Regions from separate parts of the Mus musculus genome. Here region 2 is linked to region 1. A link is a loop called in an ENCODE intact Hi-C map of the cell type or tissue named here. Cell type or tissue: gastrocnemius. All regions are shown on one strand. Each heading gives the region's core, and the rest is flanking DNA. Links, peaks and the distances in the headings are about the cores only.

What was found. Peaks named below come from ENCODE experiments on the same cell type or tissue, not always from the same donor. Only the 100,000 strongest peaks of a DNase experiment are listed, where the experiment ranks them.
Region 2: a loop joins it to region 1, with 2.7 times the contacts of the local background. A loop is called at or near these places in 2 of 42 quality-filtered maps.

What each region holds. Positions count from the first base shown.
Region 1 is chr11:50,434,758-50,450,866 of GRCm38, forward strand. No RefSeq gene overlaps it. Among named protein-coding and RNA genes, the nearest start is that of Rufy1, 12 kb to the left of the region's middle. In gastrocnemius, for the core only: CTCF peaks have their summits at 5,427 (motif pointing left), 9,067 (motif pointing right) and 9,920 (motif pointing right); a DNase peak (open chromatin) is centred at 7,039; H3K27ac peaks cover 1,959 bases.
Region 2 is chr11:50,532,767-50,548,875 of GRCm38, forward strand. It overlaps Gm36763 (a long non-coding RNA gene), which reads left to right and starts at 12,132. Exons shown (of 3, transcript XR_388623.2): 1 at 12,132-12,740; 2 at 13,453-13,606; 3 at 13,730-14,951. Gm46259 (a long non-coding RNA gene) reads left to right here and starts at 15,014. Exons shown (of 2, transcript XR_001780128.1): 1 at 15,014-15,643; 2 at 15,779-16,109. In gastrocnemius, for the core only: no CTCF peak of the experiment used is centred there; DNase peaks (open chromatin) are centred at 7,530 and 7,869; H3K27ac peaks cover 565 bases.

The DNA.
Region 1 (16,109 bases), core at 4,772-12,771:
TGGGACTGGAGTTATAGGTAGTTGTGGGTAATCTAATGTTGGTGCTGGGATCAGAACCCAGGTCCTCTGGAAGAGCACCAAGTGCTTTTAATAGATAAGATATCTCTCCAGCCCTTTCTTTCTATTCTTTTTTATTTTAAAGATTTATTTATTTTATATATGTGAGTACACTGTTGCAGTCTTCAGACACACCAGAAGAGGGCATCAGATCCCCATTGCAGATGGTTGTGAGCCACCATGTAGTTGCTGGTATTGAACTCAGGGCCTCTGGAAGAACAGTAGATACTCTTAACCACTAAGCCATCTCTCTAGCCCTCTTTCTATTTTTAAAGACTCCAAACTAATTATTTGCACTGGCTCTGCTGTCTATACCAGTTTTAGCATGACTGGCTAGCTTTAAAAATATATGCATATTTAGCTGGGTGTAATGGCACATACCTTTAATCCCAGAATTCAAGAGGCAGTGGCAGGTGGATTTCTGGTCTACAGAGTGAATTCCAGGACAGTTAGGGCTACACAATGAAACCCTGTCTCAGTCCCTGCCCAAATTATCTATCTATCTATCTATCTATCTATCTATCTATCTATCTATCTATCTATCTATCTATTTTCTATCTATCTATCTATCTATCTATCTATCATCTATCTATCTATTTTCTATCTATCTATCTGTTTGTCTGTAAGTGTTATGTGTGTGCAGGTGCCTTCAATGGCCATAAGAGGCTGTCAGTTCCCCAAAACTGGAGTTATAAGTGGCTGAGTCACCATACAGTGCTGGGAACTGAACTCAGGTCCTCTGCAAGAGCAGCAGGTGTTCTCAACCACTGAGCTATCTCTCTAGCCCTGTGACTGTTTTTGTTTTGTTTAGACATCACCAAGTTCAGTTTCACACAAGTTTTCAGAGAGTTTTTTCCTAGCCACGCTAACACACGCGCTCCTCCTGACCTGCTGTCTCCTCCTCACGACCTGCGTGGCTTACCCCACACTGAGCTCTTCCTGATTCTGTTTAGCTGAATTTGTCCGTGCCTGTGTCTGCCTTCCCCTCTCCCAGGACGCAGCTCAGAGGGAAGCTTGTCATTTGTGTTTTCCTCTGTATCCCCAGAACATACTCCAAGTGTTTGTGAGTTTAAACAGTGACATTTATTCCACACACTCCAGCAAAGCTACCTTGAGTTAGTGGAGAACCTGCACACTCCTCTACAGGCTTGGCTGACAGAGCCTCCATTCTGTTGATCTTTATCATCTCTGCAGGAAGATGGGGACGGGAAGGACCCTGATGCTGTTCACCTCACTGACTGCTGTGGCTCATGACCTGGCCTAACTCCCAGGCACCTTCTTCCTTACTCCTCTCTTTTGTTCACTAGTTTAGCCTTTGTGATAAAGTGGTTGGAGGAGAGAAAAAAACTGCACACAGTGAGCCTGGGCCTGGGGTTATAGCTCCCTTGGCAGAGTACTTACGTAGGTAGCATCCACAAAGCCTGGAGTTTGAGCTCTAATACCTCGTGCTGGTGCCGTGAGCCTCTAGCAGACCTGAGCAAGGCACACATGTCCCCCACAGTTTTTACCCTTTCCCCCATTCCCTCTGCTTTGCTCAACTGTTAGACTGCATCCCTAAAGCTCGCCTCCAAGGCCTATTCCTTTATTTGGCCACTTGCTCCCCCTGAGGCTAACTACCAAGATGAAGAAGCTAACAAAGCATTGAAGTCTAGCAATCCAAGCCCCCTTTGGCCCCTAATCAAAACAAACCAAGTCATCCTAACTTGAGGTTCTTCTTTTTCCCTTTATATCCTGCCATTTGCTTATGGGCCACATCTGTGTTTTCTCTGCACAGAGGCAGTCCTTTGTCCCTCTGGTACAAATATCCCTTTTCCCTCCTCTTGTCCTTTCCCCTTCTCCCTTCTCCCTCATCCTCTGTTTCCTATCTCTGTCTCTTATTCCCTGCGGTTTGCCCCTCTGGGTCAAATAAATCTCCTTTGGGCTGAGAGCTTGGTCTTCGATGGTCCCTGAGCAGAAGGTCCTTCAAATGCCTGAGATCCCAGCACTGAGGAGGTGGAAGCAAGAGTGTCAGAAGGTCAAGGTCATCCTAAACCATGAGGTGACTTCGAGGACAGCTGGGACTAAGTGAGATTTGGCAAAAACCAAAAACCAAAACCAAACCAAAACATCCCAAACCCCAACTGTCCTGGCTGGGTTTGTGTCAACTTGACACAGCTGGAGTCATCACAGAGAAGGGAGCTTCAGCTGGGGAAATGCCTCCCCGAGATCCAGCTGTAAGGCATTTTCTCAGTTAGTGATCAAGGGGGGAGGTCCCCTTGCGGGTGGGACCATCTCTGGGCTGGTAGTCTTGGTTCTATAAGAGAGCAAGCTGAGCAAGCCCGGGGAAGCAAGCCAGTAAGGAACATCCCTCCATGACCTCTGCATCAGCTCCTGCTTCCTGACCTGCTTGAGTTCCAGTCCTGACTTCTTTCAGTGATGAACAGCAATATGGAAATGTAACCTGAATAAACCCTTTCCTCCTCAACTTGCTTCTTGGTCATGATGTTTGTGCAGGAATAGAAACCCTGACTAAGACATCAACAAAACAAAACAATCCCCCCAAAACAAAAACAAAAACCCTCAAACAAAACCAATCAAGCAACCTCAGAAACACACACAGCACATTGTACTTGTTGTACAGGAGGTTCAGGACTGAGGCTTGCCTGGGACCGGAAGTTGAGAGGAAGTTGACAAGCAGGTCAAAGGGCAGATGAAAAATAGTCCTCCTTTTCTGGCCCATGCCTGCTTTTCAGACAGGAAAGGACGTCTGATCACAAGGGGTCATCTTTCTAATCTCTAAGTAGTTATCCCCCCTACACACCCCATATGGCTATCCTCCTACCCACCCCAAGTGGTCATCTTTCTAATTTCTAAGTAGTGATCCCCCTACTCACCCCAGATGGTTATCTTTCTACCTCTACTCCAAGTGATTAGTCTCCTGGGCCACCCTCATGGGAACTGAGAATACAGGCTTTTGCCACCAGACCTGGTATTGGGGAGGTTTTGTTTTTGAGTTCTGTTTTAGTCAGCTTTGTACTACAGTGACACAATAATTTTAATAATCAACTGAATACAGGAAAAGGTTTATCTTGGGAAAATTATTTTGAGATTACAATATAATTAGGTCATTTCCTCCTTCTTGTTTCTTCTTCTAGCCCCTCCCATATGTCCCTCCTTTCTCTCTTTCAAAGTCATGGCCTCTTTTTTCATTAATTGTTGCTATATGTGTATATGATTATGTCTACCCATATAGTCCTAAATACATAAATGCCTCCTGCTCAGTCTGTATAATGTTATGTGTGTACATGTTTTTAGGGATTATCATTTGGTATTGGGTAACCAATGGATGGTCTCTTCTCTGGGGAAGAGTATTTCTCTCACTCCCAGAATTCCTTCATTGCCCATAGTCCTTTGTGAAGGATTGAGGCCTTGTGGGCTTTCTCCCTTCCACTTTAGGCTGCTATTGTTGACTGACAAGGTTTTAGTCCACTGACTCTTAATCTTGCTGCTTTGGGCCTGTGTTGAGACAGCACAGCATGGCCCGCTGTGTGTGTGTCTCTGTGTGTGTGGTTTGACTCTGTTAGCTATATTTTATTTTATTTTATTTTATACTTAGGATCGTCTTCTGAAAGAGCAGCAAATACTCTTGCTTTGAATTGCAGAGCTACCTCTTCAGGCCCCATAGAAATAATTTTAAAGTAAGTAAAAGGTTAAGTGTCAAAAATATAACAATGGAAATAAAAGATGTGAGAGAGAAAGAGAGAATGAATGAGAGCTGAAGAAGAAATGGCCACGTTGGAACAGCACCTTAAACAACCCTCCCAGAAGCAGCAAAGGAAACTCAGAGAACTAGATGATAAAAGGTGAGGGGCCAGACTTGCTGGAGAGATGGCTCAGAGGTTAAGAGCACTGGCTGCTCTTGCAGACAATCCAGGTTCAGCTCTGAGAACCCATAGGGTGGGTGATTCACACCCATCTGTAACTCCAGTTCCATGAAATCTGATGGTGTCCCTCTTCTGGTTTCCACAGGCACACATGTGGTGACCATACATACATACACGCAGGCAAACACTCATACACATAAAAATCAAAATACAGCCTTTAAAAAAATAAAAAATAGACATTTAGAAAACACGATTATAAAACCCTGAGTTCAGACCCATAGCACAATGTAAAAAGCTTGGTACAGCTCCACGTGCAGCAGTTCCAGAGTCTGGGTGGGGCGGCCGGAAAGGGGCAGCTCCTTGGAGCTTGTTGGCCTGCCAGGCTAACCAAAATGGCGAGCTTAGTGAAGGGACCTTGTCTCAAAAGAGAAAGGGGGAGAGGAATTAAGATAAATACTCAACATCAGCCATCAACCTTTGGTCTTCACAAGCACATGTATGGTGGGTGCACATGCCTGCACACACATGTGCCCACGTGTTGTCACATGTACAGTTACCACTTATGCACACACACACACACACACACACACACACACACAAGATAAAGAGAAGTTCCCTTACAACTGGCGGTTTAGGGGTAAGACTGACCTCAGAGTTTCTGAGGCAGCAAAGAGTGAGAATAGAAAGTGAGTGCCCTAGATTCACTTTTGCTGCTACGATAAAATAGCCTTACAACCCCCCCCTCCGTCCTTACCCCTGGAGGCCCCCCCCCCCCCGCCAATTTTAAAGAAGTAAGGAACTGTTTTAGCTCACAGTTCCAGATTACAGCCCACCATTGCAGGGAGGTCACAGTGACAGGAGCTTGAAGTGCCTGGTTATAGCACATCCGTGATCTAGAGCACAGAAAAAATGAACACAGGTCTGTGTAGTTAGTGCTCAGCTAGCATTCCCTGCTCTCAGATAGAGCGATGCCCAAACCAAGGGAATGGTGCTGCTTACTCTCAGCCTGGGTCTTCCTATCTCAATTAAAGCAATCAAGACAGGTGTCCCTCAGGCATGTTCAGAGGCCAACCGGATCCAGACAAATGCTCACCTAGATGTCCTTCCTAGTGTGTCTCCTTGACAATTAAAGGAAACGTTATAGAGTGAGTACATTTTTCAGTATTGTGAGCCCAGAGACGCAGCTATCCGGGCAAATGTTCATCTACACATGTGCATGTCATTAAGTAACACTCGAAGGAGGGCAGCTCCTCAGATGTTTGCTCACACAATGACTCACACTGGAAACAAGTCTAGTTTCCTATGACTCAAAATCCAGAAGCAGTAAGAGCAACAATGGATACATTTCATTACACAAAAAAGTAAAACGTGGGGGCGGAGAGATGGCTCAGTGGCTGCTAACTGCATTTGCTGCAGAGGACCAAAGTTCAGTTACGGGAACCCATGTGGGCTAGCTCACAACCGCCTCTAACTTCAGCTCCAGGGGATTTGACGCCCCCTTCTGTCTTCCTTAGGCACTGCATGCATGTGGCACACACAGGCACACTCTTCAACCTCAGATGATATGTGCATCATCTCTGTGCTATATGCCTGATGGCTGCCTTTTATCTAGTGAATTTTCAGTTGGGGTACAAAATAATAGGGCTCGTTATGACATTTTCTTACATATGCATATCTAACCTCCATCATCCTCTCTCTTCCCTTCTCCTCCATCCCATGTTCCTCTTCATCCTCCCAAATAGTTCTCCTTCCATGTTGTGCAAATGACACAATTTCCAGGCTGGCCTAGAACTCAGTTCTTAGTTCAGGCTGGTGGCAATTGTCATGCCTGCTTCCCGACTGCTGAGATTACAGGACTGAGTCACCATGCCCAGCTTTAAAAAAATCATTATTTTTTAAATATAGTACATATATATTTAATATTATGTGTATGTGGATTATGCTGGCATTTGTGTCTGTGTATCACTTACATGCATGGTATTCACAGGGGCTGGAAGTTGGGCTCAGATTCCCTGGAACTGGTGTTATCGACAGTTGTTAGCCACCAGGGATGGGGAAGATAGTTCATTTGATAAAGACAGCTGCCATACAGGAGTGAGGGCCCGAGTTCAGATCCCCAGCAGCAACATAAAAACCAGCATTTGCTGTAAGCATCTGTGACCTCAGCATTTGGTGGGATGTGGAGGGAGAAGACAGAAGAACAAGAATCCTGGAACGCACTGGCCAGCCAGCTGAGTCAATCCCTGAGTGTCAGGGTCACTGGGACCTTGTCTCGAAATATAAGGCAGAGAGTGAGTGAGAAAGACATATGGTGTCAATGTCTGGCCTCCGCACATGTGCATACATGTGAGTGTGCACACTTACACATGCAAACACCCATAGCAACGTGTGCACATCACACACACACACACACACACACACACAAAACATACAAATATATAAAGGGAGGGAGAGAGAGACAGAGACAGAGTCAGAGTCAGAAACACATACAACGCACACACAGACAGAATCCACTTTGTATTTATTGAGTTTGGGCTATCTAACATTTTATTGGAGTGTTGACTAGGTGATTGGCTACTTGAGTCTAGACCAGGGATACTCAAGCTGGGGTGGAGGGACCCTTTTACAGGGGTCACCTAAGATCATGGGAAAACACAGCTATTTACATTATGATTCATAACAGTAGCAAAATTACAGTTACAAAGTAACAACAAAATTATTTTATGTTCAGGGATTATCACAACACGAAGAACTGTATTAAAGGGTCACAGCATTAGGAAGGCTGAGAAACACTCGCTGGTCTAGACTCTAGGAAGATCTAGAAATGTGGACGTTATTAATGTACAGACAGTATTAAAGTACAAACCGAGGCAAGATAACTATATGAAGTCAGGACAGATTTGGGCCTCTGCCTTGGTAACAAACAGCCCCCAAATCTGGTTAGATTTAAAATTTTTTTTTTGGAGATGATCTTATTCCTTAGCCCAGGCTGACCTGGAACTTACAATCCTCCTGCCAAGTGGTGGAATTTCAGGCGTGCGCCACCACACCTGGCACCGCACTTCGTTTCTTGCTCCTGTGAAGCCTGCTGCAGGTCTGGGCTTCTTCCCAGCCCATCTGTCTCTCATAGCGTGACTCAGCCATCCAGCTGCTTTGGTTTTTGGTCACACGTCTCGATGTGAAGATCTTTTCAAATAGCTGTAGCCAGAGAAAAGGCAGCTGGAGAGTCGTGTGCCAGGCAGTGCCGGGAAATGACCTGCCTCTTCTGTTCACAGCTCCTAGGCCAGGACTAGTCACAGATGCCTTTCCACTCACTGGCAAAGCAGGAGAGGATATACAGATGAGCCAAGAGAACAAGGGAAAGTAGGTGGACAGAGAGGGAAAGGAGACCATGGAGAAGTAGAGCCAGCAAAGTGGATAGGGGAATAGAGGTGTGTTAAAGGAGGGGTGGAGGGAGATATCACAGAACCCAGGGAGGGAGTCACCAAAATGGGCAGGAATCCAGCTGCAATCCCAGGGTTTAGGAGGCTGAGGCTGGAGGACTGAGATGTGGAGGCCAGCCCGTGCTGGCTGCTGAGACCCCGGACCCCGCCCTACCCCATACACAAAGAAGAGGAAACTAGGGAAGCGAGCTGACTGAGGACCAGCAGGCAGAGACAACCTGAGATCTTGATTAAAATAATTTCCCAGAGCCGCATGCAAAACCAAGCAAACAGAAGCCTATTTGGCGTAGGCTTAAGTGAGATGGTGGGACGTGGGGAGGAATGAGAGATTAGTAAAGCCAAACAACTGGCAGAGGAGGTAAGACTGGGTGTTCTGTTTGTTCTCTTCAGTCAGGGCGGGCAGCAGCATCTTAATATGCTAGAGAAGGCCAGTAATGTGGAAAGCTGATGGAGCTGGAGGGAGGATGCTGGAGATGGACAGTACCTTGGGCAGGTGGGGGTGTGGCTGTAGGCACAGCCAGGATTACTCTCCATGGGAAGCAGGGGGAAGACAGAGGGGTTGGTAAGGATTCTGAGAGGAGAAACCCCCACCTCCTGCTCCCAGGGACACACCCATATTGTTTTTTATTCAGAAACTTCCTTACTCGCTCACATGCTGTGTGTTGTGCTGGAGAGTAGCTCAGGTTGTTGCGCTTGCTAGGCAGGTACCCTACCACTGAGTGACACCCTTGACCTACGCTTGGGCTGTTGCTTTTTAACCTCAGAGAAGTGTAATAACATTTTAATGTTTACCTGGCGACACTAATACTATGAAGTTACATTTATATTTGAGGTCACAGTCAGCACTAGTATGTCAATTACACTAGCATTTCATGTTATTATCATTATCATTTACAACACTAGTACAGAATCACTAAGTTTCTTGCTGGTCAGAAGATTCAAATTGGAATCTTACATCTAGTACTTATTCTAGCTGCCTCACCTGTAAAAGAGAGCCATGGCTGGAAAATGGGGGCAAGGGCTATGCTATAAAGAATGTTGGAGAGGAGTGTACGTCTTCCAAGGGCTTCAGCCTGCCTGTTGGTCTCCGGGTGGTTTAATGCACACTTTGTGAAAGACTGAAATGATTCAGTCCACACATGTAGAAGAAGATGAAAAGTTAACTCTTCCACCTACAATACCTAAACACATACCACATATTTATACATGCCCCACAGACATATATACAACACATGCCAGCATACATCACACACAGTACATACACAAAAACACGTACATAGACAAAATGTGCTGCAGCAAAACACATGGTATGTGCACGTACCACATACAATATGACATGTCACATAGAACACTCCATATATACCCAGACAAGGCAGACACATAGCATATGTACCTGTACACCCACAAGGCACACACATTTCCTGAAAGATACTGTATCATATGCATGCACATATATCTCATACAATACAACATGCAAACCATATGCACATGCTACGTGCACATATATTTATACCATGCCATATGCACAAATGCCTTGCTTACAGTACACTAGATATCCTTGCACACACAACCTATGTCCACACACTCCACATGTTCACACACTCACACACTATGTGTTGCTCATAAAATATGTATAGATATATCTAAGGCACAAACACAACTGTGATCCATAATCAGAAGAAGATTGTAATGACTAAAAGTACCACTAGGGGGCACTGTGTTACTTATCCATAATTCAGTCTTTGCCTTCTTTTATGCAATAATTAGACTGTATACAGTAGTTTTAAAAGTATGGCCCCAAATATTTTCATAATAGCGTTAAGATTTAATTTGACTTCTAAAGCACATACTTCTCATTCTCCCCTGAGAATGCAGTGGAAATTTCCAGAGAGACTTCAAGATGTGTGGCATTCCATAGACGCAGATGTGAGAATCCAGCTGTCATCTACTAAGCCAGGAATCTTTTTAGAGAGCTGTAAATGTTACCATGCTGCTCTTTAAACTAATTAAAAACTTTCTTTGTTCTTTTTTTTTTTTTTTTTTTTTGATACTGGCTGGCCTAGAACTTGTTATGTAGATCAGGCTTGCCTCAAATTCATAGGGATCCACCCATCTCAGCCTCTTGAGTGCTACAGTCAAAGGTGTGCACTAACACTCTCAGATTCCCACTAATTTTTAATAATATGTAGTTATTTTCATATACTATTGCTACAATGCAAAGCACTCATTATTTTCATTTGAAAATGTAAACATTCTAGGGGCTGAAGAGATGGCTCAGTGGTTAAGAGCACACAATGTTCTTGAGAGGATCCTGGCTCAGTTTCTAGCACCCACACCGAAGAGTTCACAACCTCTTTTAAGTCCAGCTTTGGGGGATACAACACCCCCTTGTGGCATCTGTAGGTACCTGCATGTATGTGATAAACATATGTACACTAAGATGCATACACATAAAATAAAAAATTAAATAAAAAATTAAAATTAAAAATATTTTAAAGTTTTTAATTATGCGTATGTGTTGAGGAGGGAATGTGCACATGGATGCAGTTGCCTGGGGAAGCCAGAAGAGGGCGTCAGCTTCCCCCAGAGCTGGAGCTTTGCACCTGCAGTTTCCAAAATCTTAAAGTATTTTTTACGTTGATATATGATAAATAAAATTGCATATATTTACTGTGTTTAACACGATGTTTTGAATGTGTATTCATCATGGGGTCGTTAAGTTCATTAGCAGGTAATTGCTTTACATCATTTTTTTTGGTGGTGAGAGCACTTTAAATCTGCTCTCAATAATTTCAAGATTATCTTAATAAATATTAAAAATTAATCATAACTACATATTTTCTTTTTTGAAATATGTACAGTGCCAAAGTCTCAGTTTCTTGTGATGAGAAGATGAAGTCTGAGAGGGGGCACAGGCATCGGCGTGGCCGTGGTGAAGACCTCAGGATGAATGACAGCCCAGTCTGCTTAGTCCTGGTCTTACTAATCAATGGCCATTCATTGCTTTCACGTCTTTTATTCCCCCATGCTGGGCATGGAGGAAAGGCCTTGCTATGCCACATGGGTGTGAGGAGCCGCCCTCACATTTGCCATTATAAGATGGCACTGACAGCTGTGTTCTAAGTGGTAAACATAGTCTGCACACATGCAGGGGCAGTTTTCCCACCATGTGTTCTGCCTTTCCCGTGATGACAACTGGGCCGATGGGCTGCAGCCAATCAGGGAGTAATACGTCCTAGGTGGAGGATAATTCTCCTTAAAAAGGGATGGGGTTTCGCCATTTCCTTGCTTGCTCTCTTGCACTCTGGCTCCTGAAGATGTAAGCAATAAAGCTTTGCCGCAGAAGATTCTGGTTTGTTGCGTCTTTCCTGGCCGGTCGTGAGAACGCGTCTAATAACAATTGGTGCTGAAACCCGGGACGGGACGAGAAGACCTGGGACGAGAAAACCCGGGAAAAGAAACATCTTCAGGCAAGAGAGAAGACCCCCTGCTACAGGGAGGATTCAGAACTGCATAACGGGGAAGAAGGGGTTAATAAAGTGTTCCCGTGAAACAGACTGTTGAGAAGGATCCGGCGTGGATTCAGAACTCTTCAGCTGGGGAACGGTACTGATGAAGAGAAAGAAGAGAGATGAGGACTGAATAAACTGCTGTTAGAAGGACTGGTGGTCGCGTGTTCTTGCTGGTCGAGAGCGGGCGCGACAATTGGTGGCCCGTACGGGGAACCGACTCCCCCACCGAGTTCAGAACTTTCAGCAGTCAGTGGTTGCCGGCAGGGTAAGTTCACGGTGAGTGAAACTTGCGACCCCAGGAGTTTAGGAAGGACCTCGATAAAATAGAGGTGAGCATAAAGTTGCCAGGAAGTAGGCACAAAGTAACCCAGGAGTTTGGGAAGGACCTCGGATAAAATAGAGGCAAGCATAAAGTTGCCAGGAAGCAGGCACAAAGTAAAGATAAGGTTCACGGGTTTGGGACAAGTTAAGGTTCCCAGTTTGGGGACAAGTTAAGGAACTATGATAACCTCAGTGTAGTGATCAATAGATCCTCGCTGTGTAGTTATGCTTTTTTCTCCCATTGACCCTTTGTGGGTAGGTCTGATAGTTTTGGTCTTGTTTGTTCTGATATATGGACTCTGTTACTGTTTGTGTGTAGAGGCAGTCAAGACAGGTCAGAAAATCCTTACAGAGCAACAAGAAAGTATGTCGGAAGAGGAAAAGGGCTTAAAAAGAAAAAGGAAAAAGAAAGGAGACACAGTGTTATCAGGTGGACAGAAAGGACAGGACAACAGAGTCGAGGCGGAGGAGGAGGTGAATTAGCTTCTGCGCCTCCTCCCTATGCCTCCTCGTCAGCCATCTATGGGCAGACCTTCTGTCCGGAGGTCTGGAAAGAGGATAGATTCTCCTTGCTGGGATGTCCTATTTTCACTGATCAAGCTAAATTTGCATGGGATAGAGATATGCTGCTTGATCAAGGTCGATTTGCACAACAACAGACAGGATATCCACTGCAGGTGTTTGAGCAGGTGAATCAGATTCCTATAAGGGCTTGGAAATCATTGCCTAACAGAGGGGAAGTTAGTGAAAACTTGACTCTCATATTGACTCCCCAGATGGACACACAGGTGATTGAGGTTATGGTCTCATCACCACGAGGTATTGTGTCCATCCCCCCTGGGGATCGAGTAGATCAGGTGTTGACGTGGGCGAGAGGGTCTGTTTGTGTGTTTCCACAGGACCAGATGGAACCTCTTTGGGTGCTGGAGAGATTGGTGAGACGCTGCAAGAATGAGGCTCCTGATCCAGTTGCCCCTGTGGATGTGGTGGATATTCCCACAAGCACAAACGATGGAGCCGAGATGGGAGATCCTTTCATTGTTCCAGAAGCCAATACCAGCTCGACATGACGTTCAAATTTTCCCATGCCTTTTTGATCCCTGAATTTCCCTTAAAGAGATAGCCCCGCTGGCCATCTATCCCTTGCTTTAGGGAAGATGAGTGGGGATGAGAGCCCTGGGATGTATGCTTGTTATAGTGTGTGTGTGTGTTTTGTGTTTGGCACATGTGTTAGGTGCAGAGTGTGCGGCCCGCACTTTCGCCATGGTAGCGTAGGCTTTTGCTGCAGTGGAGGCGGGACAATCTCCTCAGATTCGGTTTGCCGCTCTAAAAGAAATTATGCTGCGTTATGCCGTGGGGTGCGAGGCTAAGCACTGCACAGAGGATAGCTTGCTGTTGGCATCCTGTGGAAGGCACGTCTGATTGCATGAAGGTTCAGTGTCCTAGTTCCCTTCCCCCAGGAAAAACGACACGGGAGCTGGCCAAGACTTCTCTGGGTGATGAGCCTAAGGGATGGTTTTGTGTAGGGCCCCTATGCTTGCACACTGGGGATCAGACCTCTACCTTCACCCATGAGGCTTGCTTGCAGCAATTAAGATCTGGCCATAGATTAATCAACATCCTGGCCTTTTGATGCACCTGCCGCAAGCAAAACACAATCTCCCCAGGAGTGGCTTGGCATGATTGAGAGGTAGTCAGTGATAAGACTCCCTGGGCATGTCACCAACCTAAGACAGGGATCAAACCAATGCTGTTTGTCACCCAAGGACGGGTAAGGGGCATGGCTGCGGGGGGCTATCTACAGACATTCTCTCTGCCAGAAAAGAAAAAAGGGGGAGATGTTAGGAGCAGGTGTGGCGGCAGTCCTAAAGGCGCCAGGGACTGCAGCTAAGTCATATGACTTGCACCTGACTTCCTCATATAAGACACAAACATCTTGAGAGCTGCGCAGGTGCACCAGGATACCGGTGAATCCAGTTTGATGGAGATTTGCCCCTGCTGCCCTGATTAGCTGAAGCTGTGTGCCTGGTGAGGTGGCGTGGCCTGCTGTGCGTGGATGGGAACTGAGAGTATATAAGAGTGAGAGGCCCGGGTTAGAGGGAGGATTATTATTCGAGAGAGGATTACTATTAGTGGGGGAGATATAAAAACAAGGGAGATATAAAAACAAGGGAGATATAAAAACAAGGGAGATATAAAAACAGGGGAGATATAAAAACAGGGGAGATATAAAAACAGGGGAGATATAAAAACAGGGGAGATATATAAACAAGGGAGATATATAAACAAGGGAGATATATAGAGAAAGAAGAAACAGGACTGAATAAACGTGTGCAGAAGGATCCTGTTGCAGCATCGTTCTTCCTGGCCAGTTGGGGGCGCGCGCAAGACATGGGTACCATTATCACTGAGCCCCAGCCCCAGCTCTCGCATCTTCTTCTACCACAAATTAAGTTGAAGTTGACATGCTTGGACAAGTGTGTGTGTGTGTGTGTGTATGTGTGTGTGTGTGTGTGTGTGTGTGTGTGTGTGTGTGTGTGTGTGTGTGTGTACGGACACGGGCCATTTCATTGTTGTGAGTCTTTGAGGGGTGTAATTTCAGAGTCATAGGATGCTACAGCTCTCACGCTTTTGCTCTAAGCACCCTGGTTGTTGCTCCATGCCTTGCTATTGCTAGTCTTTTTGCTTTATAAACAGTTTATTTTTATTACATGTGTAGGAGTGTGTTCCCTATGTGTATGTAAGTTCACAGAGTTTATATAGCTGGTACCCTCAGAGGCCAAAAGAGGATGCCAGATCCCCTGGAGCTGGAGTTACAGATGTTCGTATACTGCTATGTGGGTGCCGGGAATTGAACATGGGTTCTCAGTGAGAGCAGCCAGGGCTCCTAACCTTTGTTTACTTTTGAGATGGGCTCTCATTATGCAGTCTGAGATGTCCTTGACCAGGCTGGCCTTGAACTCACAGAGACCTGACTGCCTCTACCTCCAGATTGCTAGAATTAACCTTTGAGTCAAAACTTTGAGTCAGTGCTCCAGCCCCAAATGAGTCTTTTTTTTTTCCCCGAGACAGGGTTTCTCTGTGTAGCCTTGGCTGTCCTGGAACTCCCTCTGTAGACCAGGCTGGCCTCAAACTCAGAAATCTGCCTGCCTATGCCTCCCAAGTGCTGGGATTAAAGGCGTGCGTCACCATGCCTGGCCAAATGTATCTTTATTATTATTATTATTATTATTATTATTATTATTTAAAGATTTATTTATTTATTATATGTAAGTACACTGTAGCTGTTTTCAGCTACTCCAGAAGAAGGCGTCAGATCTCATTATGGATGGTTGTGAGCCACCATGTGGTTGCTGGGATTTGAACTCAGGACCTTCGGAAAAGCAGTCCTTGCTCTTAAACACTGAGCCATCTCTCCAGCCCCCAAATGTATCCTTTTTAAAATGAGCATTTACATGGGTGTGTAGCAGAATCTCAGGGTTTTAGTTTGTAGGCCATGTTTAATTTTGTAGGTATCTTAAATTTGTTTTTTAAGATAGGACCTCATAGTCTACAGACTCAGTCTCCCTGTGTAGCTGAGGATGATCTTAAATTCCCGCTCTTGCTTCACTTCCTTCCCTATGCTGAATTACAGGTGAGTGCTGCCACACCCGGGTTATGCCATGCTGGTGTGGGGCCCTGGGCCTCATGTATGCTAGGCAAGCACTCTACCTGCTGAGTCATAGCCCCCCATTATTTTATATATTAACATATTTATATTTTGCCACATCCCATATTGAGGTTATTTTGATTCTTACTTTTATTCCATATACTCACCTGTGGTAATTTATTTCCAAAGCATTTAAAAAGATATGAACGAGTCCCACACCTTTGTTGGTTATTTTAGGGAGAATGGCGATGAGGTTAGGATCATAGACCCCCTGGGCCAGAGGGATCAGTTAGATGTATTTCACTGGCACTGTCTGACTCTGAGAAGGTGGCTCCATCTCTCTGGGCGTCTGTGGAACTCACAGCCCTGTGAGCATTGAATGAAACCACGGAGTTAAATCTTGGAGAACAGATGTTCAGAGAACTGCTTTCTGTTATAAGCCACGTTGGCCATGTGCAGAAATCCCCTTTCTCTCCTTAGGATCAATACGCAGGAGTGAAATTGCTGGGTCAGTGGGTGCCAACATTTTGAAGACTATTTTGACAGCTATCTCTGCACTGTTGCCCTAGCAGCATGCTAGAGCATTGGAGTCACTGAGCTGTGCTTAGAAAGGGGTGGCTCTTCCAGGAGTAGCCACCTGAGGAAGAGAAGCCTTTTAACGGTAAAGCCCCGGAGTTACTCCTCAGGTACCACAGAGGTCCCTGAATGTTTTGGCCTCCAAGTATCAGTTAGCTAATGCCACAATCATGTTGTATAACAAGCCATCCCCAAATCACAGCAGCACCCAACGCTAATCATTTGAATCTTAGGCAGAGTTTGCAGGTGGTTGCTATGGCAGCCGGACAGCTCCTCTCTACATGTCTATCATCCCCGTCCTTGGATTAGTAAGGGCGTGCACACCGGTGGATTATGTCAGGGGCCTCAAGGGAGCACATCTGCCACACAAACATATCTTAAGCTTTTGCCGGCATCACGTCTGCTGATACCCCATTGGCCAAGCCCAAGGTCAAGGGTTGGAAATGGCTCTCTCCCTGTACTGAGGCTATGGATGGAGTGTGGGCACAGGTGAAGATCTGGGGCTAAAATGTTGACCTACTACACCCTGTATCCTGCAGTCCTCGGTTACAAGAAAGTTTTTTTTATTGGTCTTGAAAGGACAAAGGAGATGTTTCTGTTTGCTTATGGTGACAGACAGATGGTACCTGCGTTGGTTAGTTTTCAGTGCTGTGATCCAAATAGCTGACGATTTAATAGAGGGAAGATT
Region 2 (16,109 bases), core at 3,081-11,080, 96 kb after region 1:
CATATGCATATGCCTGTGCCTGTGGAGGACAGAGGCATCAAATCTCCTGGAGCTGGAGTTATAGGTGGTTGTGAGCCAGCTGAGAATCAAACTCAGGCCCTCTGCTAGAGCGGCCAAGTGTTCTTTAACAATGGAGTCAGTCCTCCGGGCCTGCAGTAGACATTTTTACACAAGCTTTTTGTGAACTGGGAACATACTTGTCTTGATAATGACCTAAGTATAAGAATGTTTACTCATAGGATAAATGTATTTAAAAATATATTTTAAGTTTTATTACATTGTATTTCTTTTGTGTGTGTGTGTGTGTGTGTGTGTGTATACCCAGTGATGCCATGCCAATGGAGGTCACAGGACAACATGCAAGTTGGTTCTCTCCCTCCATCGTATGGGCTCTGGGGCATGGCAGCAAGATTCTGACCCCCTGAACCATCTTACCAGCCTAGATAAATGTATTTTTGCTTATACAGATGCCGATCATTTGTGCAGTGATCTTGTCTTCCATGCTACAACCAGCCACACCAGAGTTTTCCTGCCTCTGAGTTCTCCCGCTGCGGATGTTGTCAGTCATTTTAATTTTAGCCAATTTACACGGTGTGAGGCGCTATCTTCTTGTGGTTTTGATTCCCACTTCCATGAGGGCTTTAAATGTTGGAGTGGAGTGTCCTGAGGTGACACTTGATTATCTGTGCGGATGAGCTGTTGGGAGTTGAGCGGCTCTTTAAGATTTTCTCTTAAAGTCACATTAGGTAGTTCACATCCACTTACAACTCCAGCCCTGGGGACCTGACACCCTCTGTGGCTTCTGATGGTGCTTGCACTCAAACACACAGAAAACCACACTCACACACACAATGAACAAGAACAAGAACAAGAACAAGAAAACAACAACAACAACAACAAAAGCAAGACATGACATTGTGCACTTGGGATCCTGGTCCTTAGGGCTCGCTGGCTAGTCAGCTTAGTCCTCTGGCAAACTCCAGGCCAGTCTAGAGCTGATTCAAAAGAAGAGGTAGATAGCTGAGAAAGACGCCTGGACCTGGTATCTCAGGCTTGCTCTAGCTCCTGCCCCCTCCTCCTCTCTCTCCTCTATGATATGATGCATATGTTGATATGTATGCATATATACATGTACATGTGGGTGCACATGGAGACCAGAGGCAGATGTCTTGTGTTTTCTTCAGTCACCTTCTACCTTATTTTTTGACACAGGGTCTCTCACTAAACCTGGAGTGCCCCAATTCAGCTAGACGACTATCTGGCTAAGGAGCTTCAGGGATCTTTCTGTCTCTGTCTCCTCAATGCTAGGGTTACAGGAATGCACCACTGTGATGTCTTTTGGTGGATCCGCAACGTGGTAGCCTCTGCTCTCCAAATGTAGGTCCTTTTGGGTATACAGCAAGCACTTTCTAGACTGAGCCATCCAGCAGTCTTGGCTGCCATCTTGCAGTCTTGGCTGCCTTGCTTTGGGATTTAATCTTGCCTTCCTTCTCCTTTCTCACGTTTGACAGTTGCAGCCTCATCAGAGACTAAACTAACAGGGCCACCACATCTTGGACCTTGCATCTCAGGAACTCTGAGCTAAAAAAAACTTCTCCCCTTTAAGAAATTAGTCTGCTTCAGAAGGCTTATTATAGCAACAGAAAACAGATAAATCACCCTTGGGGGAGGATAGATAGTTGCCAGTACCAGCAGGTTGGCTTCCAGCATCTAGTAAAAATTAGAGGTCAAGTTTCTGATCAGGGCTTGTCAGGGACACAAGCACAGGGCGACTTGGGAGCCTTAGGGCTAGCCAAGTCTAATTGTGTCAGCTTTTAGCCACTGCCAAGTCTTATTACAGTGGTTCTCAACCTTCCTAATGCTGTGACTCTTTAATACAGTTCTTCATGATGTGGTGACCCCTAACCATTAAATTATTTTGTTGCCACTTCATAACTATAACTTTGCTACTGTTATGAATTGTAATGTAAGTATCTGATATGCCACTCCCAAAGGGATCAGTGACCCAGCGATTGAGAGCCACTACCTTAGCAGGAAGACACTGGGACTTAATCCTAGTATAGGCATTACTGACATCCTCTCAGTGTGTCTTCTGAGTCTCCCACCACAGTGGATCTTGCTGTCCACAGGATCCTCTAAGTCTCCTCTGACTTGCAGGTTTCATTTTCCTTTGCTTGCTGTCTGCCATTATCTCTCTTTTTTTGGGGGGGTTGTCTTCAAGTCCCTGACTACATAGGCACCTCTCCTGCTTTGGCCCAACCTATTGGTGATCTGAGTACAGGATCTGGATTGAGCTGGCCAGGCCTGTAAGCATGGTCGTTGGGCAAGGGTCATTGTCTCTGTGCCTCAGTTTCCTCATCTGTGAACTGGGAATGGCAGCATATCTTCCTCACAGAGCTGATGTACAAGTCAGAAGTGACACTGGAGACACTATCACAGATGTGCATACTGCAGCTGCCAATAGGTTCCCTCCCCCACACTATGTGCTGTGTCAGGTACCTTGCTTGGCCACAGTGGATCTATCAAGTGGTCACCCCCAGATGCTAAGACCAACCCCTGTAGATGCCCACTTTCTTCTCTTCTTCTTATCACCCACCAGACAAACTCTACTGTCTTCCTTTGCCTGTCTATCATCTATAGTCTTTCATAGCCATGGGAGCTGACCCAGATGTTTTGCTGGCCAACTGCTTCACTATTTTGGAGAATGACCTATGATAGCCATATTTTCTGTTTTGAATAGTTGGGTCAAATTGAAAGAATAAAGAGCAAGAGATAGACCAATAGATAGCCAGGCATTATCAAACTAGGTGCTCACAACATTCAGCAAACAGGCTGGGGAAACTGAGGCAGTTGGCTTGAGTTCTTGACTGAGCATCCCGTGGCTTTTGTCTTCTCTCTCCCTCTGCAGGGAGATGTCATGGGATAAACAACAGTAATGTCTACTGGAGAGGATTCACCTTTTGGTTGTCCTTAAGGACACGGTGCTTTTACTCTCGGATGTGTCTTAGTTACTCTTCTATTGCTGTGAAGAGACACTGTGGCCAAGGCAGCTTATAAAAGAGAGCATTTAATTGGGTGCCCTCTCATAGTTTTAGAGGGTAAGCCCATGATCAACATGGAGGGGAGTGTGGCTGTAGGCAGGCACGGTACTGAAGCAGTAGCTGAGAGCTCACATCTGATCTGCAAGTTGAAGGTAAGCAGGCAGAAAAGGAGAGAGAGAAACAGAGAAGGAGGGAGACGGAAATGAGCTCTTGAAACCTCAAAGCCTAGCCCTCAGTGACACACCTTCTTTAACAAGGCCACACCTTCTAATCCTTCCTAAGCAGTTCCACCAACCGGGAACTGAACATTCAAATATGTGAGGGCATGGGGGCCATTCTCATTCAAACCACCACAGACTGTTTTACTTGTCTTTTGTGCCAGACATAGTTGGGACAGGAGCATGCTATCTTCCGACAATGGGCCTCAGAGGACACGTTGAGACAAGCATGCTTGGGTGTGAAATGGGAGAGGGAAATCCATCTTCCAAAGCCTGTCTTTCAGTGAGCTCAAACAGCACACAATAATTTACCAGTATAAGGTATGTTGCACTCACCTGACCCTGGCAGGGTGGGTGTGGAGTGGGATGGAGGAAGCACAGGTAGGAGTTGGGGGTGGGGTGCCTGCCAATTGGGCACCTGATGCCCTGGTGTGGTTCAGTTCCCCTGCTGACTCCACCCTTCCCACTCTCCTCACTTTCCTGGCTCTGGTGTCGGTTGAGGGAAGACAATGGAGTAAGATGAAGAACCATGTCTATGGTCACTGTTGCCAGTGGTTACCGTACCCAGGACTCTTTATTGATGTGGTTCTGAAATTATGTCTCAAGGTCCACCAAGTAGCTCAGCTGCTGGATCCCCACTGTAGCACAGGACAAGACTGTAGATCTAACCCCATTCTCTGATGTTGGAGAGGCAGGAGCTGCAGCTGTGGGTGCTTGGGACCAGTTGGAAAAGTACCATGGACTTGATTATGAGCCAGTGCTGCTGAGTAGGAGGGTGCTTGAGAAGGGTTGATTCTATGGGCTGGTCTCAGGGAATCTTGCTCTGACTCAAGTATATCAAGTCAACAGAAGGACAGTACTCGGTCCTCATAAGGGCATTGCATTCAGCAGGCAATGCAGGTGCCACTTGGCCACTGATGTCTACCATTTATAGTCCAAGAAACTTGTGTAAAGGAATTCTGGTGGTTCTGTCAGGGGATGAAGACCAGTTAACTCTAGTCAGATGGATGCCACAGGGTCCCGGTGGTGTCCAACAACGATGCTCTGGCTTCCCTTTGCCCCTGGGTCTTTGAGGCTCGTGAGGAGTTGGCTTGGGCACACCCCTGCCCCCTGCTGCAGTTATCCCACAATGCCAATGAACCATAAAACCTAAAGTCCCAGTTTCACAAGTATATTGTGATGGTATGAATGGCCCCAAAGGTTCATATGTTTGAATGTTTGGTCCTCAGTTGGTGGAACTATTTGGTAAGAATTAGGAGGTGTGGCCTTATTGGAGAAGGTGGGTCACTGGGAGGTGGACTTTGAGGTTTCAAAAGTTATAGAATATAAAAAATTATATTCTAGTTAACTAGCTAGTCCTCTGCCTCATGGCAGTGGATCAGATGTAAGCTCTTAGCTACGACTCCAGCACCATGTTTGTCTTCTTGCTCCTACCATGATGGTCAGGGCCCCACCCTCTAAAAATGGAGGCAAGCTAGCAATTAAATGCTTCTTTTACAAATTGCCTTGTTCATTGTCTTTTGTCATGACAATAGAAAATTAACTAGGATAACATATTCCAAATGCAAAGAAACCCCATCAAATGTTTGAGGGTTGGCTCTGGCAGGCAAGGGATTCAGAGAGAATGAAAGGACAGAAAATCAACAGATTAAGAAGAGGCTCTCAAGGGATAGAGACTCCGAACTCAGTCTCCTTCTTCAAGAGCCCAACATGATCGACAAGAAAGGAGGGAGTGGATGGGGGTAGGCTCATGGTTGCTGGGTGGTCAGAGAAGGGAAAACCACTCTGGACAAAGCAGTAGACACCCCATTTGCAGTCCATACACTTGAGTTTGATTCCAGTGCTTGCTTGCTTGATTTACATCTCAAATGTGGTGCCCCTTCTGGGCATCCCCCTTCTCTGGGGCATCAAGTCTTTACAGGATTAGGCACATCCTCCCCCACTGGGGGCAGACAAGGGAGTCAGTCCTCTGCTACATATGTGTCGGGGTCCTCGGTCCAGTCCATGTATGCTCTTTTGTTGGTGGCTTAGTCTCTGGGAGCTCCCAGGGGTCCTGGTTAGTTGACACCGTTGGTCTTCCTATGGGGTTACCATCCCCTTAAGCTCCTTCAATCCTTCCCCTAACTCTTCCATAGGGGTCCCTGGCCTCAGTCCAATCATTGACTGTAACTACACGTATCTGTCTCAGTCAGCTGCTAGTAGAGCTTCTCAGAGGACAGCCATGCTAGGCTCCTGTCTGCAAGCACAGCATAGTGCCAGGAATAGTGTCAGGGTTTGGTGCTTGCCCATAGGATGGATCCCAAGTTGGGCCAGTCACTGGTCGGACATTCCTTCAGTCTCTGGTTCATTTTTGTCCCTGCATTTCTTTTAGACAAAAACAATTCTGCATCAAAACTTTGAAGGCGGCTTGGTGCCTTCATCCCTCCACTGGTGGCCCTGTCTAACTACTACTGGAGGTGGTCTCTTCAGATTTCATCTCCTCCCTGTTTGGCATTTCGGCTAAGGTCACCCACATTGCATCCTGTGTGTTTCTCACATCCCGGGTCTCTGAGACTTTCTAGATGTTCCCCCAACCCCATCCTCCACCTCCGATAGCAGCACATTTCCATTTGTAGTCCTGGCCGTCTGGGCTTCTCTCCTGTCTTCCCACATATCTGATCCTGCCCCCCTTTCTCCTCCTCCTCCCCTCTCCCACTCAAGTCTCTCCTTCCCTCTGCCACCCATGATTATTTTGTTTCCCCTTCTAAGTGGAATTGGAGCAGCCTCACTTTTTAGAGACAGGGTTTCTTGTAGACCAGGCTTCCCTCCAACTTTCTCTGTAGCTGAGGATGGTCTTGAACTCCTGATCCTCCTGCTTCCTCCTTCTGAGTGCTGGGATGACAGGTGTGTCCCATCACACCACATTTATGTGCTACTTGGCGTCGCCTGAGAGTATCACGTGTGCTATGCAAGTGCTCTGCCAACTGAGGTGCATCCCCAGACCCTGTCTCTTCTACTTAAGAAATTAAAAAAGTGTATTAAGAATAAGAGGTTCCCTGTTGCTGGAGGTTCAGATGGTGGCCAAATGCAGGGCTGAGAGTGGAAGGAGAGCTGTGGCAGCTTGGAACTATGCAAGTTGTGTGCACATAGGCCATTAATATGGCGTGCAGCTCACAAGAAGATGAGATGGCTGGCACTCCCTTACCCCATGCCTCATTTTGCTTCTCCTCCATTAAGATCTCCGGAAACTTTCTGGTCTTTCTTGACTCCATCAGTGGGGTGCAAGCTGATGCAGAATACACAAAGTTTGGACATCTGGGCTCTCTCTCTTTCTAAAATACAGGATCTCCCTATGTAGCCTAGGCTGTCTTCGAACTCACTGTAGACCAGGCTGATCTCAAATGCACACTCTTCCTGTCTCTGCCTCTCCAGTAGCAGTATCATGTGTGTTCACCATTTCCAGCTTCTGGGCCATTTTGGTCAAATACAGGCCAAGGGTTCAGCAACCAGGAAACGTCCTGACCCTTGCTACCTAAGCTGAGCATGCCACCTTCAGTAGGGCTTGGGCCTCCCCGATCGCCACACTCCTGGAGGGCACACCTTTGGGTTTCAAGGTCATTTTTCAGGTGAACACAGCAGAAGTACTAGGTAATGGTTTTGGGGTCTGCAATCACTTTTGATAACATAGGTGGACTATCTCTTGTCAGACAGGCTTGGGAACCAAAATGCTTTAGATTTTGCATATGTTTTTATATTTGAAAACAATTGATCCTGATCTTGGAATGTGTGCTTAGATGTAGGGACGTAGGAATATATCTCAGAGTTGGGATCCAAGTCTATGCACAAAACACATTGATAACACATTCAAAGCCTCACACATGAGACCTGCAGGTCACTCTGCACCATATACTTTGTGTGTTTGCATTTGGCTGTGCGAAGCCAGGTATGGAATTTTCCATTTGTGTCATCTTTCTTTAGATTTTGGAGCATTCAGAGTTCAGGTTAGGGACTCTGGTCACACAGGCACACGTGGGAATCACACCTCCTTGTGCATCTCTTTGTGCCATTGCTTCTGGTACCCAAAGTAGCTGGGGCATAAATGCCCCCATTTTTCAGATGATGAAATGGAGTCTCAGGAAAGAGATTGTCTGGGAAGGTCACGGACACCAAGAAGCAGCGGTCACACCAGATGCCAAGTCCCTGCTGGCTCTCTCACCAATAGTTCAGCCATCCCGGCCGACAAGCGCAAGGCCTGCTGGGAAGGCTGTCAGGTTGCCAGGATCCTGGGAGGACGAGGAGGCTGAGGTGGGAGCTGCGTCCTGGGCCTGCTCCGCTCAGCTCTTCTAATTGCTGGGAGCTGGCCAGCCCAGAGGACAAGCTGGTTACTGCAGACCTGGCGGAGCGTCCTGTTCCTTTGGGTGTTGGTTTTTTCCGTTGCAATAGAAATAACCTCACTCCTTCAAGCAGGGCTGGGCCAGCTTCTCCTGGTCACTCACATCCCAGATGGCCTTGGGAAACTCTGACCCAGCTTGGACCACCAGGGAGTGTGGTACTGTCACCTCATCAGCAGCTGGTCCTGCCTCTGGTGGTGACTTCAGGCAGTCCACAGCTAAGCCACGGGTTGTGGGCAGGGGTCCGAGCCTGGCTTCTTGCTCCTGAGTCCTCTGCAGGGCCAGCTGAAGTCTCTCCCTTTGCCTTTGGCCACCCAGGGAGCAAGGCTCAGCCATTTTTGTCAGCTTGACTTAGGATGCTGTCTTGCCACAGGCTGGAACTAGGATGTCTCCACAGAGCAGAGCTCTGGCCACTTGTTCTGCCTGCTTTGTGTCTCTTTTCCAGCCTATTCTTGGCTCCAATCAGCCCAAAGAAAACCACCCTAGCTGGGGAGGAGGAAAGAGAAACATCCCTAGCTCAGGCTGGCCACCCTTGTTCTGAGCAGTCTCGGGTTAAGATCCCTTCTCTCGGGTGGGGTCAAGAGTGTCCCATGCTAGCTCTCACTCACACATGGGCAAGCCTCCCACCTGTTCTCTTGTGCCCACTGGGTGTCTCACTCCTTGACTGTCTGGACAAAGATGATCCAGGGTTCTAGCTTCATTTCGGTTGTTGGGATAAAACACTCCAACAAAAACCAACTTGGGGTCCAATGGATACATCTACAGAACAACTCCCGCACCTAAGGCTCAGGGAATGTTGTGGAAGAGTGGGCAGGAAGATTGTAAAGAACCAAAGGAACAGGGAGTTTACGTGAGATTGTATCTCCTAGGAATTGCAGAGGCTAACCCCATAAAGTTTCACTACCATGACTTCCTAAATGTGAGCTAAACAAGGATACTAATAGACATGCCAGTGTGAGGGCAGAGGAAACCCATGAACCTCAACCCTACACAAAGAACTGCAGGCGACTGAGGGCTGTGGAGAGCTGGAGAAATAGACTTCCTCAAGGGACAAGCATACTGTTTGCCCAATACCAAATGGTCTGCCCCGAAAACATACATACAAATAACATTACATAGACTGGGCAGGTTGTATTTGCGAATGTGTGTGTATGTGTGTGTATGCATGTAACAACAGCTAATGGGAAAAGAGCCCATGAATTTAAAGGAGAGCAGGGAGCTTCAGTAGATGGCAGAGTTTGGTGGAAGGCAATGGAAAAATGTAACTATATTATCATCTCAAAAATGAAAGAAACAATTAAACACTTAAAAAGGCACAAACACAGATAGTTGTAAACCATTCTCATAGTTTCCAATATCAAGTGAAACTTTTTCAGGTTGTTCTCTTAGAGCTGTTATCCAATGTAAGCAAGCATTCTCAGTTCTTATAGACAGACAACGATGATTAATCAAGAAATATTTTTGAAAGAAAAAAAAAGGCAACTTGGTGAGGGGAAGGTTCATTTCTGCTCACAAGTCTGTCTTTGCAGGGAAGTCAGGCTGGCAGGGACTTGAGGCAGAGAGCTATCTCACATCCACAGTCAAGAGCAGAGATGAGTGTATGTATGCCTGCTGCTCAGCTGGCTTTCTCTACTTCTACGTAGTCTGGGGTCAGAATAAGGAGTGCGCTCTCTTTTAGGCTGGGTCTTCCCACATCAATTAAACCAGTCAAGACAATCCCTCCATGTTGCAGGATATTTGATCACACAGTGAACCCTGAGATTGTGTTATTTGTTAAAAAAAAAAAAAGCTGTTTCTAAGAAAGTTGTGGTGTGTGTGGCTCTGCCTTAGAACACACCTTTAATTCTTCTGGCTGGACTGTAGACACGCCTTTAGCACATATCTTTAATCCCAAACAATGAAGGTAAAGTTTGTAAAAGGATGTATCCACGCTTGAAAGTGATGTCTAATTGAGTGTCAGACAGTGTGATGAGTCAGGGAAAGATCTGACAGAATGAGTCAGGGATAGGATATGCCCAAACTCTCATGAGGACAGGAGACAGAGTCTGCTTAAGAGAGCACCACAGAAAAGAAAAAGAGAAGGAGACAGTTTTACTGGGAGAGTTGAAGTGAAGAGACATGTTGAAGAAAGAACAAGTTAGACACAGGTAAAGACAGAAGGAATCAGAAGATTAGAACAGATTGCTAGAGCTAGTTTGAGGTCAAGCAGAGCAATTCAGGAGAGGCCAAGAGAGAAGCCAGACTGAATCAATCAGCTTAGAGAGGAGTTTGAGCCAGAACAGCTGAGTTGAATCAGCCAGAGATCAGAAAGAACAAGAAAGGGTGAGCTTATTCAGCAGCAAATCTCAGAGGCTGAAAACATTCTAGGCATAGATTAGATGGTACAGAGGCTAGAAGCTTCCAGGACCAGGCCTAGGTTATCAGATGGGAGATGACAATTATGCCAGGAGAATAAAAGATACTTTCACACCCACAGACATTCTCACAGGCCAACCTGATGGCAATGGTCCCTTACTGAGACTCTTTGCACGTCATTTCGGTCTGTGCCAAGTTTGACAGTTGAACTATCACACTCAGCAACTGTTCCCAGCCCATCACAGGCCAGGGGGTCTGGGAAGGGACAGAGGGAGAATCAGCAGAGCATCAGGCCACACATCTGAGTCCTGCCTCTTCCACCTCTGTGGCTTTCAAAGGCCTAGACCAGCTAACCTGGAACCTTACCGAGGAAGACAAAATCCTGGCTGGGCAGGATATAGGCAAGGGAGAGAATTGAATGAAGGCTGTGTGCAGAAGAAGGGAACCCACAGGGTGCCAGTGACAGTGGAATTACTGTAGGGGCAAGAGATGAAGCAGGACTGACCAAGTACCTTTTAATGAAATACATCATCATTCTCCATAGTTGGCTCTCAAGATGAACAGCAACTTTATGTAGCAAATTGTAGCAAATTCAAGAGTACTGTGTGCCTGTGAGGAATGAGTATGTAAATGTGAACATGTGGATGGGTCCACCTGCAAGTCTATCTCCCACTTCTCTCTTACCCTACCTTGGTCCATTTTGTGTTACTATAACAAAGTACCGGAAGCAGGAACACTTATAAACAGGTTTATAGAGAGGTTCATTTGTCTGGTCCCTGGAGGTCCAGACAACCTAACGCTGCCATCCATCACAGCATGGCAGAGAAGGGCAAAGGGAAGCAGCTACCAGCAGAAAGTCCCCTAAGCTCCTTTAGCAAGCTCTTTTCTCAGAAATTAATCCGGTCACAGAATACCTACATTAATCCTTCCTGAGAGTGATGTACCATCACAACCTACTTATTTTCTTTTTAAAAATATTTTTATTTATAGTAAAAATAAATTTAAAAACATATTTATAATTATGTGTACCTACGCACATCCGTGCATGTGAGTGCGGTGTCCACGGATGTGAGGACAGGTCAGATTCTCTGGAGCTGGAGTCACACTGGTTGCGAGCTGCTTGGAGTGAGTCCCGGGGACTGAAGTCAGGTCCTCTGCAAAAGCAGTAGATGCTCTCAAGTTCAGCCATCTCTCCAGGCCGTGTTTTTCTTTGAAAAGTTTTATCATTTCAGTCTCCAACAATGGAGGCGAAGCGTCCATCACATGAGCCTTTGGGAAGGGACTTTATTTAAATCTCATCCAAACTCCAGCACCCAGCTTCTCTCTCTTGCCTAACTCCCCATCCTCTTTTTTTCCACCGTGTTTTGGGTATAGGGGTGAGTCCTAGGTCCTGAGGCCTCCTTGCCTTCCATGGTGACCTGACCAGAGCACCTCACGTGTAAATGTGCAGTCCATCATCGATCATTCTATCAGGTAAGTGTAACGCAAGGGGGGAAATGTCAGTCTGCTTAGTAAGGAAGAAAAGGGAAGAAGATAAGTCATTAAAAGTTAGAGGAGGGAAATACATACGCTTTGCAGTGCAGGGCTGGTTCAAGTAGGACCAGTTTGCTGCGACTTGAGAGATGCTCCTGATTGATGATCCACTTGCAGCCTTGATTCAGCTCAGCATAGCAATTATTTGTCTTTCTTCTTCTCTTGTTCTAGTTTTTCCCTGTATGTTCTGGTTGGCTTTCCAAATTCTCCTTCCAGATCAGAGAATTCCAAATTCTCTCTCCAGACCAGGGAGGGTCACACTGGCTCAGAGCTTAGGAGGATCAGCATTCAGTTCCCAGCACCCATGTCAGGTGGCTCACAGCTACCTATAACTCCAGCTCCAGAGGATCTGACACCCACTCCTGCCATCCACAACATCTGCACTCCTGTGTACAAACACATGACTGCAAAATTAAAAAGAAAACAAACTTTTAATAAATTGTTACTTTATTTTATGTGTATGGGTGTTTGGCCTGCATGTATGTCTGCACACCATATACACGTGTGCCTACTACCTTAGGAGAGAGAAGAGGATGCCAAACCTCCTGTAGCCAGAGTTACAGATGGTTATGGCTTCTATGTAGGTACTGGGAATTGAACAAGGGTCCTTTCCCAAAGCAGTAAGTGCTCTTAACCATTGAGCCATCTCTCCAGACACCACAAAACAAATCTTTAAAAAGCCATGTCCAAAATCATCACCTCCGCAGAGCTGTCCCCAGCCGGGGGCAATTACTCTTTCCCAGAGTTAAGCAGGAAAAGTACCTTCACCAAGTGTTCCCACAGTGCCCTATGATGGCCGACGCTTGCCCCTCCCTCTGTGCGTTCCTCTAAGGAAGGGGCATTGTTAAGACTTCTTGAGACTATTCAACACATTCACTGACTAAGGTAGAAGTTTGGCTATTTTAAGCTCAAGGTATCCTGGGAATCTATCTCTCCCCAAGGGTTCAGTGGATTTGACATTTTTTTTTGGAAGATAGAAGACATAAAAGCAGGTTCTGGCTGAAGCCAGTTCAGAGGACTCTGTGTGGCACTAGCTCAGAATGTATTGTAAGAAAGAATGATTTTCCCATAGTTGAAACCTCTTGATCCGTTAAATCCCACAAGCTGGAAGCCAGAGGCTATCTGTGTCAGCTTCACTTTTCGCTTCTCTCATTCCTTCACGCACAAGAGAGGTGTCCTTCGCTTCAGACAGTGGACAAGCCTCATCCAGTTATGTTTAGCTGGTAGGTAATGGGCTTCTGCTCTGATGTGGGTACCAGATGCTGGGGGAAGTGGGGAACTGTGGGAGGAGAGAGCCAGGAAGCACAGATGTGGGTTCAGGGCACCCACCCAAAGACCAGGGGTACCTGGGCCAGGCACAGCAGCTGACGTCAGCTGCTGGCTGAAGTTGTAGCCCACTGCATATGCCTTGTGCCGTGAAGCTCAGAATTTTTTGGACTAAGAGGGTTTTAGTCGAAGCTCTGCTCCTTTCTGCATAATAGCAGTCTCTGCTCATGAGATGATCCTGGAGCCTTGGGGAGTGCTCTTGGCATAGATCTGGGCCTGGTGCCATTTGGGATTGTGTCCTTTTAAAGAGAGGTAAGTGTGACCAGATAGGAGCAGGGCTGGAGACCATGCACAGTCTGGCTCTTTGGCCCTCTTTATCCCACTCCTTAGGTCTTGGGGTAGCCTTGGGCAATGCATGTGGCTTGAAATAAAGAGGGGGCCTCTGAGGTACATATTAGAGCCCATGTGGCAGTGAACACACTGAAGAGACCTCAGAAAAAGGTCTTGAGAGAGGAGGTTTGGAATTCCAAGACTTTCCCCAGCCAGGCCCAAGGTCCACCACTGGTGTGGGTATTGGGTAGGAGGTGCAGCCAAGACTTGTGGGAGCTGTAGACTGTGCGGGCTCCTGTCCCTGGTTCTACTCACAGCGCTGACCACATCCACTCCCAGGTCTGGCTCGCTGTGCTTCCTTCCCCAGCATCCACACAAAGCTCACATCCAAGTTCCCAGCATTCCCCTGGGGTGGACCGCGATATCCATGCATCCTTCCATGCTGCTGCAGACTGAATGGGACCTTCGGGGGACCCTAGGCTTCCCAAGATAGGTACCTGGGCGTGGCTTTTCCTGACAAACATTTTTCTTTTCTTTTTACAGATGGAAGCACTAATTAAGACATTTGAATGTCTTCCATATTCCTAATTCTTTGTTCTTTTCCTTTATGTAACAGAGATGATCCTGCCTAGCGCATTACCAGCTGGCCGAGTAAACATCGAGAGACTATAAGGATATTTTATTTTAATTGCCTGAGCCTCAGGATTATGGAATCAAGATGGAAGGGGAGGATTCTGAAACAGGGTGGCAGTCAGGTGTGGGGGAGGGGCGGTGTGGGCTCCCTAAGACAAGCTGGTGGTCAGACTTCCTATTGGTCAGGAGCTCTTGACCTTGACCCAGGAGAGACTGAGAAGAATTTGGAGGAGGCCAAGCTGCTGTCCTGTTGACAAGAGGGCAGGTTCCAAGCCAGTCAATTAAACACATTTCTCCTTAATAAATGTAGCAACTGGCATGAAAATATGTCTTATTTTCGAAGATGCATGAATCAGTCAGTTTGGCAAGGGGCCCAAGAGGCAAGAGCAGTCTGAGCTGTCAGCCGTGCAATGTCCCGATGGTGGGTTCCAGGTTTAACTCTCTAGGGAACACAGCTTTCCAGAACAGGGCTCCGGAGCCAGCATCCCCTGGAGCTTAGGAAGTGGACGGAGAGCCAGGGTGCAGGGCTTGGATGGAGTCACCGACTGGGAGGAGCTACAGATGGCAGGCACAGTAGACATGGCATTAGCTCAGCCGCATGTGGCCATACCAGGGCAATGTCTGCAAGTGTTCCTACGGACCTGACAACCCATTAGTAGTGTGGTCCCTGGGCTCAGAGGTAAATGTACCTGGGGTTCTAAGCTTTCTCATCCACACAGACGGACTTGTGTGCACAGGAACCCGGAAAAACTGTAGAGTGGCTTCCTGATGGGACACACCCAGGTCTGGTAGGAGCATCACCTGGATACAGCCTGCACTGTGAACACTGGGAGTGTGGGGTTGGGCAAGGCTGTCCTTTTACATGGTGTCATCAGGTCTCTGCAAAGCATTGACCGCTCCACACAGTTCTTTGTATTCTTGTATGTGTTTAAAGACAAGATCTCCTGCAACAGTATGGGAAGGAACCTGCTGCTGGGTCTAATGACCTGAGCAGCATCCCTGGGACCAACACAGTGAAAGGACAGAACTGATTTCCATAAATTCCTGGACTCAGTGTTCATCCTGCTTCGGCCTCCTGGTGCATGCCAGGAGAGCCGGCTTGATGTGTAGTCCTCAAAGTGGCTGCCACTGCGGCGGCAGGAGCAGTGCAAGTTCCCCTGAATTCCCTTTCACCTGCCACCAGGATTCCCTAGGGAGACCCCCCCCCCCCAGGCTCTCTGCCTGCAATGTCATACTTGGGAGGTGGAGGCGAAGGGTCAGGAGTTCAAGGTCATCTGTGCAATGCCAGTCTGGATTACATGAGATCCTGTCTCAACACAAAAACCAAACCGAAACAAATTCAACTAGCTGAATCTATCGTATATGTGAATTCCCTACTATTAACCCACAGTGGGTGTGTGCTTATAGCAACTCATTAGGGGTGAAGCATCTCTCTGTAAGGAAACACCAGCTCATTATGGAGGCCAGGCTGATTCTGGTGGCTCTAATGAGCTGTGAAAACCACCCAGGAGCTAAACTAGCAGAGGGAGTGTCTTTGCATGCCTGGAGGAGCATTTGCTGTCTAAGTTTGGAGCAGAAGGGAGCTAACCAATGGGGTTAGGGTCTCCAGAGAACACCCAAAGGGATGAGCACACACATGTTGGAGAGTTTAAGTCAGCTGATGTTAAAATATCGAAAAGAGCCAAATGACATCCATGAGGCTGAGAGCCAGGTGGCTGGATGCCTCAGCATTCCCTATCTGGCTTGAAAACCTAGCAGGTTCCTGGCGAGCCACTGGTCCTTAGTCCATGGTGGAAGCATGGAGACGTGTTTCTTTCTGATGCTGGTGAGGAAATCGTCATCGTCATCGTCATTGTCTTCTCCATCAGCGACAACGACAGGATAAATCAACTTGGAGGTAAGAGACCAGGCTGGCAAAAGGCAAGTGATCTTTGGTTTACTCTACTCTTTTTTTTTAATCTGGGCAGCTACCAGAACCTTGCACGGGTTCCTGGGCTCACAGACCACAGACTCCTTCTCTTTTATGCCCTAGACTCAGCTCTCTGCTGTTTTCCATGGATTTCTACCTTCTCAGCCTTCTCTTCTGCCTCTTCCTGCCAGCAGTTGTTGAGCGCAGCCTGGTCCTTAGCTCTCACGGCTCCTTCTCCCTCTGGCCATCTGCAGGCTGGTGACCAGGACTCCACATCTCTTGCCTCAAGATTTGGACTTTTCCACTCAACATCTTAACTGACCCAAAGGCTGTTTGGTTCCCCCTTGCTCCTGTAGACTTCCTTGAGGGAGCACCCTCCCGCCTCCCTGTCAATGAACCTAGCACCCAGGACACAAGGACACAAGGTGAACCATCACCGCTAGATCCTGCAGAC